Linked DNA regions of Homo sapiens: region 1 is linked to region 2. A link is an interaction called in ENCODE POLR2A ChIA-PET data of the cell type or tissue named here. Cell type or tissue: A673. All regions are shown on one strand.

Evidence for each region. ChIA-PET counts read pairs that join two places held together with the same protein. Peaks named below come from ENCODE experiments on the same cell type or tissue, not always from the same donor. Only the 100,000 strongest peaks of a DNase experiment are listed, where the experiment ranks them.
Region 1: POLR2A ChIA-PET joins it to region 2 with 9 read pairs; 5 of 35 experiments call an interaction of 5 or more read pairs at or near these places.

The regions. Positions count from the first base shown.
Region 1 is chr2:231,215,543-231,223,542 of GRCh38, forward strand. It overlaps ARMC9 (armadillo repeat containing 9), which reads left to right. Exons shown (of 25, transcript NM_001352754.2): 5 at 1,096-1,251; 6 at 7,186-7,278. Among named protein-coding and RNA genes, the nearest start is that of ARMC9, 21 kb to the left of the region's middle. RefSeq lists an enhancer at 6,898-7,197. In A673, no CTCF peak of the experiment used is centred here; no DNase peak of the experiment used is centred here; H3K27ac peaks cover 413 bases.
Region 2 is chr2:231,134,585-231,142,584 of GRCh38, forward strand. PSMD1 (proteasome 26S subunit, non-ATPase 1) reads left to right here. Exons shown (of 25, transcript NM_002807.4): 17 at 4,152-4,266. Among named protein-coding and RNA genes, the nearest start is that of HTR2B, 14 kb to the left of the region's middle. In A673, no CTCF peak of the experiment used is centred here; no DNase peak of the experiment used is centred here.

The sequences.
Region 1 (8,000 bases), 81 kb after region 2:
CCTTTTGAGTGATAGGTTGAATTTAGCATCTGTAGTCCTTTCCCAGATGGGGCTGGAGATGGGAAGAGAGGAGAAGGCTGAAATGTGAAGCTGCTGCGGTGGCTGAGCTTTGAGTGCAGAGTAAATGACAGAAGGGCAGCAGAGGCAAGCTGGCATTTGACCCCGTGCATTAATGACTGCCCTATGGACCAAGGTGAACACATGAGAATGTCAGAACACCAACGGTGGGGACAGTGGTGGAGGGAGCAGCAGGACCATACATTGTGGTAGCCGTTGTTGGAAGGCTCTTCCTCAGGTTATCACTCTTGCAGGGAAGATCACAGGAGATTTTCATTTTCTGTTTGTATTTCTGTTTAAGTCTGGGGGTCAAAAGAGGGCTCATGGTATAGGTCAACTGAGATGTGTTTGTAAGAACAGGCTTAGTCTATGTACGAGACTGTGAAGGCCATGATTAGTAGAGCCAGTGTGGGAGCAAAGCCCCACATTCACCTCCTCTGGTTTTCTCATTGAGGGCCAAGAGGAGATAGAAGCCCCGAGAGGGGAACTGACTTGCCTGGGATCCACATGGAGTAGTGACACAGAGCGAGCCCAGGCCTTAGCACAAGAAAGGAAAGGAGTGACTTGGAAGCTTTTGTTTCCAACACCATAAAGAAATGCCTGTTAATCTTTAGAAACCGCTCCTGCTGGAGGCATGGTAATGCAGACAGATACTTATTTATATCTGAAAAGTAGAAGCAATGTGTCTAGGTAATAATGGGGAAGCTAGTTAAATAAATGTGATAGACAACATGAGGTTTTGTCCTGCCATTAAAAATGTTTATGAAGAATTTTAAGGACATGAGAAAATGGCAATAATAAAGTTAAAAAGCAGCATATTGAACTGTATATATAGTTGTCTGATCTTCCTGACATAGTCTCATTAAGGGGGAAATTTAGGGTGGATGGTAGAATTCTAGAGACAATGCACCTGCCAGGTTAGATAGGGGATGCCAGCGACACGACTGGGACAGAAGGAGCCTCAGAGAGAGGATGGGGTGAGCAGATAGACTGGGCATTGATCTGGAGACCTCAAACAAGTGTTTTCCCTTCTTCTAGGACAAAGAGGAGCTGGATGAAAAGATTTCCTACTTCAAAACCTACCTGGAGACCAAAGGGGCAGCCTTGAGCCAGACCACAGAGTTTCTTCCTTTCTATGCCCTTCCTTTTGTTCCCAACCCTATGGTGCACCCCTCATTTAAAGAACTCTTCCAGGTAAATGTCAGCTTTTAACTCTTGTGTCAGATCCTGGGTGACATTGTGGTTTTACCTTCTGTATGCTGGGGGCTTCTGAATGATGCTTTAAAAAAACTAAAATTTGCTTACATTAGTATTATTTTTAGTTATAACCATAATTTGTTTAGTCAGTCTCCTATTGGATGGTTAGTTAGGTTTGGTTTTTGCCATCCTATACTAGCAGTGGTTTGCAACTTCTACATACATTAAATCTGGAAGAGTTATAGTAATTAACACTTTGTAATAGCAAAAACTAGGAACAACCCAATTGTACACCAACAGGAGCATGCATAAATACATTGTATTATATTCACACAATGGAATATTATACATCAATGAGAATGAATGAACTAAATTACACATTGATGAAATCTTAAGCCAGATACAAGAGAGGACATGCTATGTGATTCCCTTTGTATATACATCAAAGCAAACAAAAGTAGTTTTTAGGCATATGTGTACCAGTGTTAAAATGTTACAGAAAGTTGGCTGAGCACGGTGGCTTACACGTGTAATCCCAGCACTTTGGGAGGCCGAGGTGGGTGCATCACTTGAGGCCAGGAGTTTGAGACCAGCCTGGCCAACATGGGGAGACCCCGTCTCTACTAAAAGTACAAAAATTAGCCGGGTGTGTAATTCCAGCTACTCAGGAGGCTGAGGCAGAACAGTTGCTCAAACCCGGGAGGTGAAGGTTGCAGTGAACCAGGAGTGCCACTGCACTCCATCCTGGGCAACAGAGTGAGACCTTGTCTCAAAAAAAAAAAAAAAAATTACAGAAAGCAAGGATTCTCACCTGCTCGAATGGCAACCTAACAATTTTTACATTATCACACACAGAATTGACTTTTTCAGGATGTATAGTCCTATGAATTGTAACACACATATGTTTTGTTTGTTTGTTTGGTTGGTTTTGTCGCCCAGGCTGGAGTATAGTGGCGCGATCTCGGCTCACTGCAACCTCTGCCTCCTGGGTTGAAGCGATTCTCTTGCCTCAGCCTCCTGAGTTTAGCTGGAGCTACAGGTGCGCACCAGCACACCTGGCTAATTGTTGTATTTTTAGTAGAGATGGGGTTTCACCATGTTGGCCAGGCTGGTCTTGAACTCCTGACCTCAGGTGATCCACCTGCCTCGGCCTCCCAAAGTGCTAGGATTACAGGCGTGAGCCACCGCGCCTTGTTTGTTTGTTTTTTGGAGACAGAGTCTCATTCTGTCACCCAGGTCACTCTCACTCAACAGCAACTGATGCAATTCTTCCAAATCCCAGTACATTTCAGCATCCCATTCAGTTGTAATTCTGTAAAACAACTTTCATCCCTCCTGAATAGTAACTGCTAAACTGAAGGTTACTTAGTTGACCGCTTTCATTAAAGCAGGCCTTTTGTAGAGTAGCCCAAGTTGAAATTTTTGCTGTTTTTTCTTGATCATTCTAGATTTAGTTTTACCTACTTCCTCTCCCAGAAGGTTGAAGAAAAAAGTGGTTAAGAAGGTGATTAAATCTGGAAGGGTTCAGATGTCTTCGAGGATAAAACAAAGAAAATAATAAAAATAAATTTTAAAAAATTAAAAATTAAATTAAAAAATTTCTAAAAATAAATATTCTTGGAAGGAGATGGTAGATTTTCTCACAGTGAGACTTCTGTTCCTAAGTATTCTGTTCGTGAATATTCTGGCATAGTGGCATAGATAAAGCTTGGATCCAGGTGGCAGTAGAGCTGGCAGAATCGGGGATGGGGCCTAGCAGAGGCTGCAGCTGGCAGCTTGACTCACTCAGATTTGGTGTTCCAAGGTGGAGTTCAGCTTCTGGTGGTTTAAGGAATTTAATGACCTTCCGTATTCATGGAGATTCATTTTATTCCATTTTTTTCTTTTGTTAGTCTACATATGTTCTTTTAATGGTAATCACAGATATTTTAGTATGTATACATAATCAAGTCAGTCTTTTGTTTTTTTTTTTGAGATGGAGTTTCACTCTTGTCACCCAGGCTGGAGTGCAATGGCTCAATCTTGGCTCACTGCAACCTCCACCTCCCGGGTTCAAGCGATTCTCCTGCCTCAGGCTCCTGAGTAGCTGGGATTATAGGCACACGCCACCATGTCCGGCTAATTTTTGTATTTTTAGTAGAGACGGGGTTTCACCATGTTGGCCAGGCTGGTCTCAAACTCCTGACCTCAGGTGATCCGCCTGCCTCAGCCTCCCAAAGTGCTAGGATTACACGTATGAGCCATCACGCCCAGCCATAAAGTCTAAATTTAATCTTTATTTTCTTCCAGAACATTCAAGGAACTCAGAATGCATTAACTTCATTCATCCCCTTCACAATTTATGTCCTTTTTTTTTTTGTCAAGTATCTTAGTTATATATTTTAAATGTACAAATTAAGAAGTTTTACTATTTTATGCAATCAGTGTGTGTAGATTTTCCCTTATAGCTACCAGTATTTTTGTTCATCATTCCATCTTGTGTTAAAGACCTCTTCCATCTGGGATAGTCGTCTCCTCTTATTTAAGTACATGTCTTTAAAACCCCCTTTCCTTGAAGATCTCTTCTTTCAGTTCTTGTTTGACTGCAGTGTCTTTATTGCTTTCTCAGATAGGATTAGAATACTAGGTTTACAGTTATTGTCTCTTACTACATTGAAGATACAAATCCTAGCTAGATTGCATCATTTCCTAGCTCGCATTGCTGCTATTTTGAAGTTGGCTGTCAGTCTAATTGCCGTTCCTTTGAAGGTGATCAATCTCTTTTATCTGGCCTCTGGGTTTGTATCATTTCCCTACAGTGTTTCTAGGGATAGATTTCTATTTTTACTTGAGATTTGTTGGGTTTCCTGGATGTGAAGTTTTGTGTCTTTCAACAACTCTGAAAAATTCTCAATTAGTATCTCTTTGTATAGTATCATTCTCTTTATTATCTCCTAGATATCTGACTAAATGTATATTAGACCTATTATATTCTCCATGTCTTTTTTTTTCATTAAAAAAATTGTAAAATACACATAACATAAAATTTACCATTTTGACTTTTCTTTTTAGTATTAAAGAGATGGGGTCTCACTCTATCCCCCAGGCTGGAGTGCATGATTATAGCTCACTACAGCCTTGACCTCCTGGGCTCAAGTGATCTTCCCACTTCAGCCTCCCGAGTAGCTAGACTATAGGCGTGCGCCACCACCATTTTGACCATTTCTGAGGGTTCAGCTGAGTAGTGCTAAGAACGTGCAAATCATTGTGCTCGCCATACCTTTTAACATCTTATGTTTCCTTCTCTTAATCTCTCTGGCTGTATTCTGGGTGATCTCTTCACATCTGCCTTCCAGTTCACAAACTCACCCTCCAGCTATGTTTAGTCTGTTCTTTAACCTTTTCATTGAATTTGTAATTTCAGTTAACTCTTTTTTTTTCAGAAGTTTATTTTTTTGTTGTTTATTGAAATTGCTGGGACATTTTTATAGTCTCTCATTCCTTCCTGTCTTTTATTTCTTTAACACATTAAAACTTTAGGCCAGGTGCAGTGGCTTACAGCTCTAATCCTAGCACTTTGGGAGGCCAAGGTGGGCGGATCACCTGAGGTCAGGAGTTCCAGACCAGCCTGGCCAACATGGTGAAACCCTGTCTCTACTAAAAATACAAAAATTAGCTGGGCATGGTGGCTAATGCCTGTAATCCCAGCTACTCCGGAGGCTGAGGCAGGAAAATCTCTTGAACCCGGGAGGCGGAGGTTGGAGCAAGTCGAGATCACACCACTGCGCTCCAGTTTGGGCAACAGAGCGAGACTCCATCTCAAAAAAAAAAAAAAAAAAAAAAAATTCCTTGGCTTCCTAGCTCTAATTTTCCTCCTGTCTCTGACCTCCTGTTCATTTAACAAATCGACCCACCACGCCCAGCTTGGAAATGTTCTTATTCTCAGAGTTGAAAGCACAGAAAAAATAAGAATGGTCAAGAAAAAAATAGGTGACTCATGTCCAAAGAGGCTTTATTTCAGTCTCATCCCTGTCATTAGCAGAGCATCATAAAGTAAGTAATTACATTGAAAACACATATTTGTTGGTAATACAAAATAGTAATCAACAACAGAGCAATCTAACTGGAAGTCTGTATGTCCCAAGCATTTTGTTTTGTTTGTTTTTTGAGACATAGCAGTCCTTTCCTGAGATTCTTCTCTGTGTGGTTGAGCGTAGACCACCTTGAGTTGTAGCACCTGGGTGATTTCCCTAGGGCTGCCCTAGCAAAGTACCACAGGCCAGATGCCTTAAGACAGCAGGCATTCGTTGTCTTACAGTTCTGGAGGCTGCAAATCTGAAATCAAGGTGTTGGCAGGGCTATGCTGTCCCTGAATCCTAGGGGAGGATCCTTCCTTTCCCCTCCCAGCTTCTTGTAGCCACGGGTGTTCTGTGACTGTGGCAGCATCATTCCAGTCTCTGTCTCCATTGTCCCATGGCCGTCTTCCTTCTGTGTCTGTGTCTAAATTTTCTTCTTCTTGTAAGGACATATTGGATTAAGGTCATATTGGATTAAGGACACACCCTACTCCAGTGTGACCTTATCTTAACTTTAATTACATCTGCAACGACCCCATTCCCAATGACCTCATGTTCTGAGGTACCAGGGGTTAGGACTTCAGCATGTATTTTGAGGGAACACAGTTCAATCCATAATAACACACACCTTATAAACAAAGTTATCATGCAGTATCAGGGAATTACACAATTTTTTAAAAATATAAGAACTCTCTGGTCGGGCATGGTGGCTCATGCCTGTAATCCCAGCACTTTGGAAGGCCAAGGCAGGTAGATCACTTGAGGTCAGGAGTTCGAGACCAGCCTGGCCAACATGGTGAAACCCCGTCTCTACCAAAAAAAAAAAAAATACAAAAATTAGCCAGGCTTGGTGACCCTCGACCCAGCTACTCAAGAGGCTGAGGCAGGAGAGTTGCTTGAACCTGGGAGGCGGTGGTTGTAGTGAGCATAGATCGAGCCACTGCACTCCAGCCTGGGTGACAAAGCAAGACTCTGTCTCAAAAAAAAAAAAAAAAAAGAACTTTCTGCTCATCTGGCAGTATTTTTTCTAGAAATCAGATGACATGCTGGCTAGAATGATTGGGTGGGGGTGGGAGGCATGGAGGAGGGTACAGAGCTGGAGAGGCAGAGACAGTGGGGAAGGATGGAAAGGTCTGAGGGCCATGGGGCAGCATCTAAGAGGATGGTGGGTATGAATTTTTAGTGGCTTCGCTGCATTTTTGTGGAACTTCTTGGTTTGGGTGGAAGATATTTCTGTATAAAGAGTATAAGGAAAATTGTCCTGAGACAAAGATTGTTACTTGTTATGTTTTTTCTTATTTAAGTCATTAATTTTTTCTTCTTGATGAGCATTATTTGAGATAAATAATTTGTTTTTAAAGGACAAATCATGCTAAGACTATATCATAATTCTTGACATGGTGGGGTATTTGTGGCAGAAAATAGCTTCTGTCCTTTTTTCTTATCTAGACGAGGTTTGTGGAAATGAGTCCCTTTCTTGGGGAGACTCTCAGTAACTTAGTGATAATTGTTTATGTTACGCCTCCCAGTGCTGTGCGTGCCTAGACTGTACTGAACTATTTTTGGTATGCAGCCTAATAAGGTTCCTTGTCACGACTGTGTTTAAATCACATGAAATACTCAAATCATGTTCAGGGTTATTTTTTCCCTGTTTATGAAAGAACTCTATTTTTTCTTCCTACTGTGGGCACTTGAATCTTCTGTAAATGAGTTGGTCAGATGTCCTAAGACCTGTTTTTCACAGCCTCACGTCACTGGCATTTTGGTTTTGGTTTCAATCACTGTGCAGGGTTTTTTAGCCTAATGACCTCAACTTGATGATGCTATTGGTACTTAGTAATCTAATGTTTGTATTTTTGTTCCCTTTTTTCTTTAGGATTCCTGGACTCCAGAGTTAAAGTTGAAGTTGATAAAGTTTCTAGCTTTAATATCTAAAGCCAGCAACACGCCAAAGCTTTTAACAATATATGTATCCTTTTGAAGCAAATAGAGACCACCTATGGTTTTAGAGCAGATTTTATTTAGAGTTGCACGCTGGCTTAGGTTTATTGAGGTTGCCTCATTAAATCGGGATAATTAATAGTGTTGCTTTCATATTTACAAGGTCAATGAATCATTAATGGCAGGGCCTATAGAGATCAACTTCTATATCATTGGATCTCTGAGACTTTCTTTTTGGCAAGGTCTTATTTTGATGTCACGTGGCTAGAAGTTGTCTTGGTAGAAAAGAAAGTTTACCTTCTTGTAAAAGAATTCCTTGGGATAATTGTCCCTTTGCAGAATGTCACTTAACCACTTTTAAGCCCTTCAGGCCATGGCATATGGATCGGGTGACCATCTAACTTGTCATTCAAATTGGGACTTCTTTTTAAATAACTTTATTGAGGTGTAAATTTACATACCATAAAATCTACCCATGGTAAGTGTACAATTTAATGCTTTTTGGCAAACGTACAGAGCTGTGCAGTATCACCACAGTCCAGTTCAAACTGGGACACTTTTGAAAGTAAAAAGGGGCACTAACTGGACAAAGTACCAGGGTGACAGGTGTAAATAGAGCCTGTTTCAGAAAGAGCAGAACGTTAGGTCACCCAACCCATGGAAGACTAATTTCCCAAAGGTTATTAGTTTTTAAAGACAAGTATCTCCTTTTACTTGGAATAAAAATGTATCCAAAGTTATTTCATAACA
Region 2 (8,000 bases):
AGTCCTGATTTTTTATTTCTAGTGTTATCTTCATTATTCCTCTACACAAAATCAATATGGTTTTTCTACCTACTTTTCCTCAAGCTTGTTTCTCACATTCCAGTGTTCATTCCTTTCCAACAACATTTATCCCTCTGCTATCAGAATTGTGCCCATTCAAGACTCAATTAGCCTTAGAAAGAAATACTCACAGGTATGTCAGTTTTCCCTGGTTTTGATTATCTAGCTGAATTATAAATTTAAGGGAGAAAGCAAAAGTGGAACAGGAAAGAGCTTGGTGTATTTCCTAGTGCTTAACCATTAGGCCTTGAACTTAGTAGAAAATACTTGCTGTCTAAGTCTCTAAATGTAAATTTAGTTTAACTCTCTTTGTCTCTTATTAAGTAATAAAAATTATTTTACCTATAGTACCTGGCACTGTGCTAACAAATTATGGGAGACAGAAAATATAGTCTCAGCCCTTGTGCAGTCTAGAGTGGTTTTATTGGTAATTAATTAGGTGGCAAAACACTTGAGTGAGTTTGTTAGATGATTTGGGTATCAAATTACGGAAAGAGCTTTAAGTTCTTAGCCTTATAGGAGTGAAAATAGAAGTTAAATGGTAGTTTCAACTACAAGTTTTAGAATAACTTTTCAATAGCCTCTTTGGTGTAATATCATTTTAAATTTTATTTTTATTTCATTGGAATGTTACTCATTGAAGAAAAGTTGTCCTATAATAATAGGCATTGATTTAAACCTATAATAATTGGTTCATTTTTAAATGCTGTAGAATTGTAAAGTTGGAACAGACTTACAGAACTTCTAGTCCCATTCTTCCTCTTTTCAGATGAGGAAAGGACCCTGGAATGTTTGGTTGATTGAACATTGTCTAAATTGGCCCAACTATTTAGAGACAAAACAGGAACTAGAACATGAGTTTTAGACTTCATGGTTCCCTCTTATATAACTTACTGTTATTTTTCTCAGTACATAATAACTGATAGCATATATGTTATTACTATATTTTCAGTTACTTGCTCATCTGGTTTTTGTTATTCCTGGAAAACAGTCAAGAAAATCTATCTCTAATTATAAAGGAGAAAACCCAAGTGATTTGTCTAATGTCACATAACTAACAAATTTAGCAAAACTAGAACTAGGACCTAGATCTTTAGTTTTCTAATATATTGCTTTTTTCACACCACCATACTGTTTTTCCCATACTGTTTCTAATAATACTAGTGACAATTAGTATTATTTCCAAATTATTCATACAAGGAAGTTTAGGCAAACTGAGAACATTCTCAAGAAAGAGTGATGGACTCTATTGTAGGGAAAAATAATCTAACCTTTCCTTACTGCAAAATTTCATTTTAACAGTTACAGTTTTCATAAACTTCGTTCTACTCCTTTGAAATTTGAATTCACCACTGTCTGGAGTTTGAGGCTGGAGGACAGTTCCAACATAGAATTATAGATTTGAGTTGGTTTGTGGTAATTGTTTTCATTCATAACAGGATAGTCTTTTTTTAAAATGCCTTTTTAATAAATAAATGTTTTAATTAAATGTCTGAAAACCCTAAAATGTCAATTAATTAAATGCAAGTCAACTTCTATACAGTTACATATAAATTATATTCAGTGTAGGATTTCGGTTCACTTTAGTATTTTTAAAAGAAAGTAGGGCAGGACCTCCAAACTCAGTGCCTGGGCCCTAGGAACTATGAAGGTCTTGAAACAGCCTTTCTGGAGAAGTTGGAAATTCGGGTTTTAATGTGAAATATTCCCATCTTAAATGGTGACAACTTATTTTGAATTTTTTTAAAGTATGTAGGCCAAATAAAATCTGCTACGGGCCAGATTGGGCCCTTGGGCCAATAGTTTATGAATTTTATTTTATTGGTTTGAATTACTGAAATAGTTTTCTTGCTGGTTTTTCCACCTTCATGCTTTTAACCTGTCTTGTTCACAGGTATCTCCTTAATCTTTCTAAATCATCATTCCATTTATCTGCAAAATAAAATGCAAATTGCTAAACCTGACATTCAAGACACTGTATCATTTTGCTCTTAATTGCCTTTCCACTTTTATTTTTTATTACATGTGCTACAAAAACACTGACTGTGTTCAAATTAGACAAGCCAGGTGAATTCCCATCTCTAGACCTTTGCTGACTTACTTTCCTTATCCTGATGCCTATATTCCTCTTCATCATTTGTCCAATTCTTCCAATACTTTCAAAGTCACTTTATGTCTGCATTCTCTGTGAATTCGTCTCCTGACCACTGTTACCTCTTTCTGTGATATTTTTTTCTCCTTAGCATTCATATCTTAGGTAGTTTATGCCGCTTTGCCACTTTTATATATATAATATATATTATATTTACATATAGTATATATATATTATATATATTATATAATTATAATATATAAATAATATATATTGTGTTATATATTTATGTACCATATATAATTATATAATATATAAATATATATATTTTTATGTATAATATATATTTATATATTATATTTTATATATTATATATTTTATTTATTTATTTTTTTCCTTGAGATGGAGTCTCGCTGTCTCACCCAGGCTGGAGTACAGTGGTGCAATCTTGTCTCACTGCAACCTCTGCCTCCCGGGTTCAAGGGATTCTCCTGCTTCAGCCTCCCGAGTAGCAAGTTGCAGTTGCCCACCACCATGCCTGGCTAATTTTTGTATTTTTAGCAGAGAGGAGGTTTCACCATGTTGGCCATCTGGTCTCAAACTCCTGACCTCAAGTGATCTGTCCACCTCAGCCTCCCAAAGTGCTGGGATTACAGGCATGAGCCACTGTGCCCGCCTTTAATACACATTCTTATGTGTGTTGGTTTTGTCTCAGTAAATGTTTGGCGATGGTGAAAAATCTAGAGCTGTATATGCAGCTTCAAAGTCTAGGAAAGAGCCTAGTTTCTTTTTTTTCTTTCTTTTTTTTGTAATTTCAACTTTTATCTTAGATTCTGGGGGTACATGTGCAGGTTTGTTATGTGTGTATATAGTGTGATGCTAAAGTTTGTGGGACGGTAGATCCCGTCACCCAAGTATTATGCATAGTACCCAATAGTTTTTCAACCCAGCACCCTTCCCTCCTCCCTCCAGTTCCCAGTGTTCATTGTTGCCTTCTTTATGTCCATGAATACCCAGTGTTTAGCTCTCACTTATAAGTGAGAACATGCAGTATTTGGTTTTCTGTTCCTGCCTTAATTCACTTAGGATAATGGCCTCCATCTGCATCCATGTTGCTGCAAAAAACATGATTTCATTCTTCATGGCTGCAAAAAAATCTTTTTATTGAAGTTTAATATACATTCAAAAACATGCACAAAATCATTAGCCCACAGCTTGATGAATTTTCACAACTGCATACACCTGTGTAACCAGTACCCAATTCAAGATCATAACATTACCAGCCTTCCAGAAGCTCTTCTTACATTCTCTTCTAGTTATTACCCTAGTCCTGCTGCTCTTCAAGGATAGCCACTGTGCCAGCCAGGATCATCTTTTAAAAGATGGGGTCAGGTATACCATTAGTCAAGTTTGTCCTATTTTTTATCTTGTTGCAAATATGGAGAGAATGAAAAATAATTTCTCTTCTTACCAACACAAAAATAATTGCTAAAGCAAAAATGCAGAAGTCAGAATTTCTTCATTATCAAGGCTTCTTTATCAGTTTATTATTCAACTAAAGTGATACTGGGGGATTTAAATCTTTCATGTAACTTAGGAAATGTCCAGGAATTACTATAAATGACTTTTGTCTTCTGGAACAAAATGCAAAGTAACCAAGAAATAGGAAAATAGATGTAGAGCAGTGTGCTACCCCCAACATGGCTGTTCCTGCCATGGAGGAGGTACCAGAGAATAACTGGAATCCAGACCTATGGCTGAGGACTCACTTATACTGAGAAAGGAGTCCCCTTTCTGTACATATATTCTCTGAATATTGAAGATCAGATTTCTTCTATCAATAATTAGAACTCTATGAAAGATTTTTAATTCTGCAATTTATGTTTTAAATGCTCATTGTTTCCTATAACTTTTTCAAAAACAACTTGGTTAAAACTCTTCTGTCTTAACTTAAAATAGATTACCTATAACAGTGGCTTCGCTTTCTGTTTCTTATCAGAACCCCTGAACAGTGCCCAAGTGTTGTCTCTTTGTTGTCAGAGAGTTACAACCCTCATGTGCGCTACGGAGCTGCAATGGCCTTGGGGATATGCTGTGCTGGTACAGGAAACAAGGTAAAGCCCACAGCCAATGGGGTCAGTTCTTTCTTGGCGCCAGACTGTTTTCCCTCGCCGCAGAATTTATGTAACAGCTGTAAAAATACAAGTGCAATGTGATCTGTAAGAGTAAACTTGCCATACAAAGCTTCCCAGTACTCCCTCATTCTGCGATGCTGGATTGCCCAAAGCTGCTTAAGAATAAATCGTCACATTACATGGATAGCTGTAACTGAAACAGTGCTTTTGAATTTCTTTTTGAAATCATTGATTTCTGGGTTTTTTGTTTTTGTTTTTTTTGTTTGTTTATTTGTTTTGAAACGGAATTTCACTCTTTCATCCAGGCTGGAGTGCAGTGGCGCAGTCTCACCATGTTGGCCAGGCTGGTCTCGAACTCCTGACCTCAGGTGATCCACCCGCCTTGGCCTCCCACAGTGCTGGGATTACAGGCATGAGCCACCGCACCAGGCTTTTTTTCTTTCTTTTTTTTTTTTTTTTTTTTTTTCTTTTGAGTCTTGCTCTGTTGCTTGGGCTGAAGTGCAGTGGCAGGAACACTGCCCACTGCCAACACACTCAGCTAATTTTTTTATTTTTTGTGGAGAAGGGGTCTCACTATGTTGCCCAGGCTGGTCTCACATTCCTGGGATCAAGTGATCCTCCTGCCTCAGCCTCCCACAGTGCTGAGATTACAGGCATGAGCCACTGTGCCTGGCCCATTGATTTCTTAAAAAAAAAAAAAAAAAGAAGAAGAAGAAGAAGAAAATAAAATAGTTTTTGTTGTTGTTAAATAACTACTCAGGTTATTTTATATGATTATGTTACATGTTTAATTTGTATAATTAGTATTCTGGAAAACAAGGTTCTCATCCGAAGCCACCAAAATCGGCTGATTTGATAACATTTCTGTTTTAAGCAAATCACCGATGTGCTATTTACCTGTTTTCTCATATCTAACCTTAATAGGTAACCTGGTATTTGTTAAGCCCTCAAAAGTTATAAAAAAAGAGTTGAATGGGGTAAGGTGATGATTTGAAAACATAATTCATCATGAGATTCATAAAGAAATGTGCTATTGCATAAATAACAAGTATTCATAATTCACAGCAGTGACATAATCATGACACTTTGACTCTCATAGCACATATGCACAAACCTTGGCCACCTCCCAGAAGTGAACCTTTTAACAAAGTGTGTATGTATAAGACTGAGAGCAAGGCTTTGCTCCCAGTGCCTTTGCATCAGAGAGAAAGGAGTCACTTTTTTTATCATCTGTTGTCCAAACTCAAAACAAAACATAGTTGTAAGTTTATGGACTGATTCCAGGAATCTAAAAATTTTAGATTCCTTGAATTTTTTTCCAATAAAGAATATTGGTATTGTGGGCCAGGCACTGTGGCTCACACCTGTAATCCCAGCACTTTGGGAGGCTGAGGTGGGCAGATCACGAGGTCAGGAGTTTGAGATCAGCCTGACCATCATGGTGTGAAACCCCATCTCTACTAAAAATACAAAAATTAGACAGGCATGGTGGCACACGCCTGTAACCCCAGCCACTCAGGAGGCTGAGGCAGGAGAATTGCTTGAACCCAGGAGGCAGAAGTTGCAGTGAGCCAAAATCCCGCTATTGCACTTCAGCCTGGGTGACAGAGCAAGACTCCATCTCAAAAAAAAAAAAAAAAAAAAGAGTGTTGGTATTGTGTACAAATAAGTTTTTCTAGTCACATGAAAGATTATTGAGGCTGGGAATAAAAATAGCTATTTTTGGCCAGGTGCAGTGGCTCACACCTGTAATCACAGCACTTTGGGAGGCCCAGGCGGTTGGATAACCTGAGGTCAGGAGTTCAAGACCAGCCTGGGCAACATGGCAAAACCCCAACTCTACTAAAAATACAAAAATTAGCCAGGCGTGGTGGCATGCACCTGTAATGCCAGCTACTCAGGCAGCTGAGGCAGGAGAATTGCTTGAACCCAGGAGGTGGAGGTTCCAGTAAGCCAAGATCATGCCCTTGCACTTTAGCCTGGGGGACAAGGGTGAAACTCCATCTCAAAAAAAAGGCCAGGTGTGGTGGCTTACACCTGTAATCCCAGCACTTTGGGCAACCAAGGCGGGTGGATCACCTGAGATCAGGAGTTTGAGACCAGCCTGGGTAACTTGGTGAAACCCCTTCTCTACTAAAAATACAAAAATTAACCTGCTGGGCGCGGTGGCTCACACCTGTAATCCCAGCACTTCGGGATGCCGAGGCGGGCGGATCACCTGAAGTCAGGAGTTCAAGACCAGCCTGCCTAACATGGCAAGAGCCTGTCTCTACTAAAAATACAAAAAATTAGTGTGGTGGCAGGTGCCTGTAATCCCAGATACTCGGGAGGCTGAGGCAGAATTGCTTGAACCCAGGAGGCAGAGGTTGCAGTGAGTGGAGATGGTCCACTGCACTCCAGCCTGGGCGACAAGAGTGGGACTCTGTCTCAAAAGAAAAAAAAAAAAAAGCTATTTTTCACTACACATGGCAACAATTGTGTAAAAATTTGTAAAGAGACATCCCTCCTTTCCAGTATTTCATCCTATTCTGTCTGCTTACCCTGCTATACTTTTTTTTTTTTTTTTTTTGAGACAGTGTCTCACTCTTGTCACTGTCACCCAGGCTGGAGTACAATGGGGCTATGATAGCTCACTGCAGCCTCAATCTCCCAGTCTTAAGCAAGCCTCCCAATTAGCTGGGACTGCAAACGCATACCACCATGCCAGGCTAATTTTTTTTTTTTTTTAATAGAGACTAGGTCTTGCTGTGTTGCCTGGGCTTTATTTTTCTTCACAGCACTTACCACCACCTGATATATTTTACACTTATTTATTGTTTGTCTTTGCCGAAATGTAAGATCACTGAGAATATAATGTTCACTGCTGGAACCTAAAATTAAAGCTTTGTTTGTTGCATGAATGATGGATGGCAAGATCATTAAAGGATGTGATGGTGACCAAGTTGGACATCATCTCTGTCATTACAGAGTTTTGTTTTTTATTTTTGTTTTTATTTATTTATTTGTTTGTTTATTTATTTATTTATTTTGAGATGGAGTCTCACTCTGTCACCCAGGCTGGACTGCAGTGGTGCAATCTCGGCTCACTGCAACCTCCGCCTCCTGGGTTCAAACGATTCTCCTGCCTCAGCTTCCTGAGTAGCTGGGATTACAGGCATGTGCCACCACACCCGGCTAATTTTTATATTTTTAGTAGAGGCGGGGTTTCACCATGTTGGCCAGGCTGGTCTCGAACTCCTGACCTCAGGTTGTCCACCCGCCTCAGCTTCCCAAAGTGCTGGGATTATAGGCATGAGCCACTGTGCCCGGCCAGTTTTTTTATTTTTAATTAATTTACTTATGTTTTAATTTATTTGGGGGGAGAATTTCTTACATGAGAATGTATCTTCAGTTTTACTAGAGATGTCATTGGGTATATCGAATGTAGTTATAGAAATTGGCCTTATTTTTTTTCTACAACACATCTGTTCTGTAAACAAAGGAAGAATATAGTTGTATGTTTTACTAAGTATTTCCCCCCTCGAGTCTTAAGTTGACATTTATGTCAGGCCTCATAAGTTAAATGTAAATTAGATTCTTTTTTCTTTTCAGATTATTCTGAACTTAATATGATATCTAGGAGCAAATGTTCTTTGAAACACAGCATCTGACAAGTTAATTGAATGAAAAGTTTTTTTATTACTCATACTAAACAAGCCTTTATTTCTAGATAA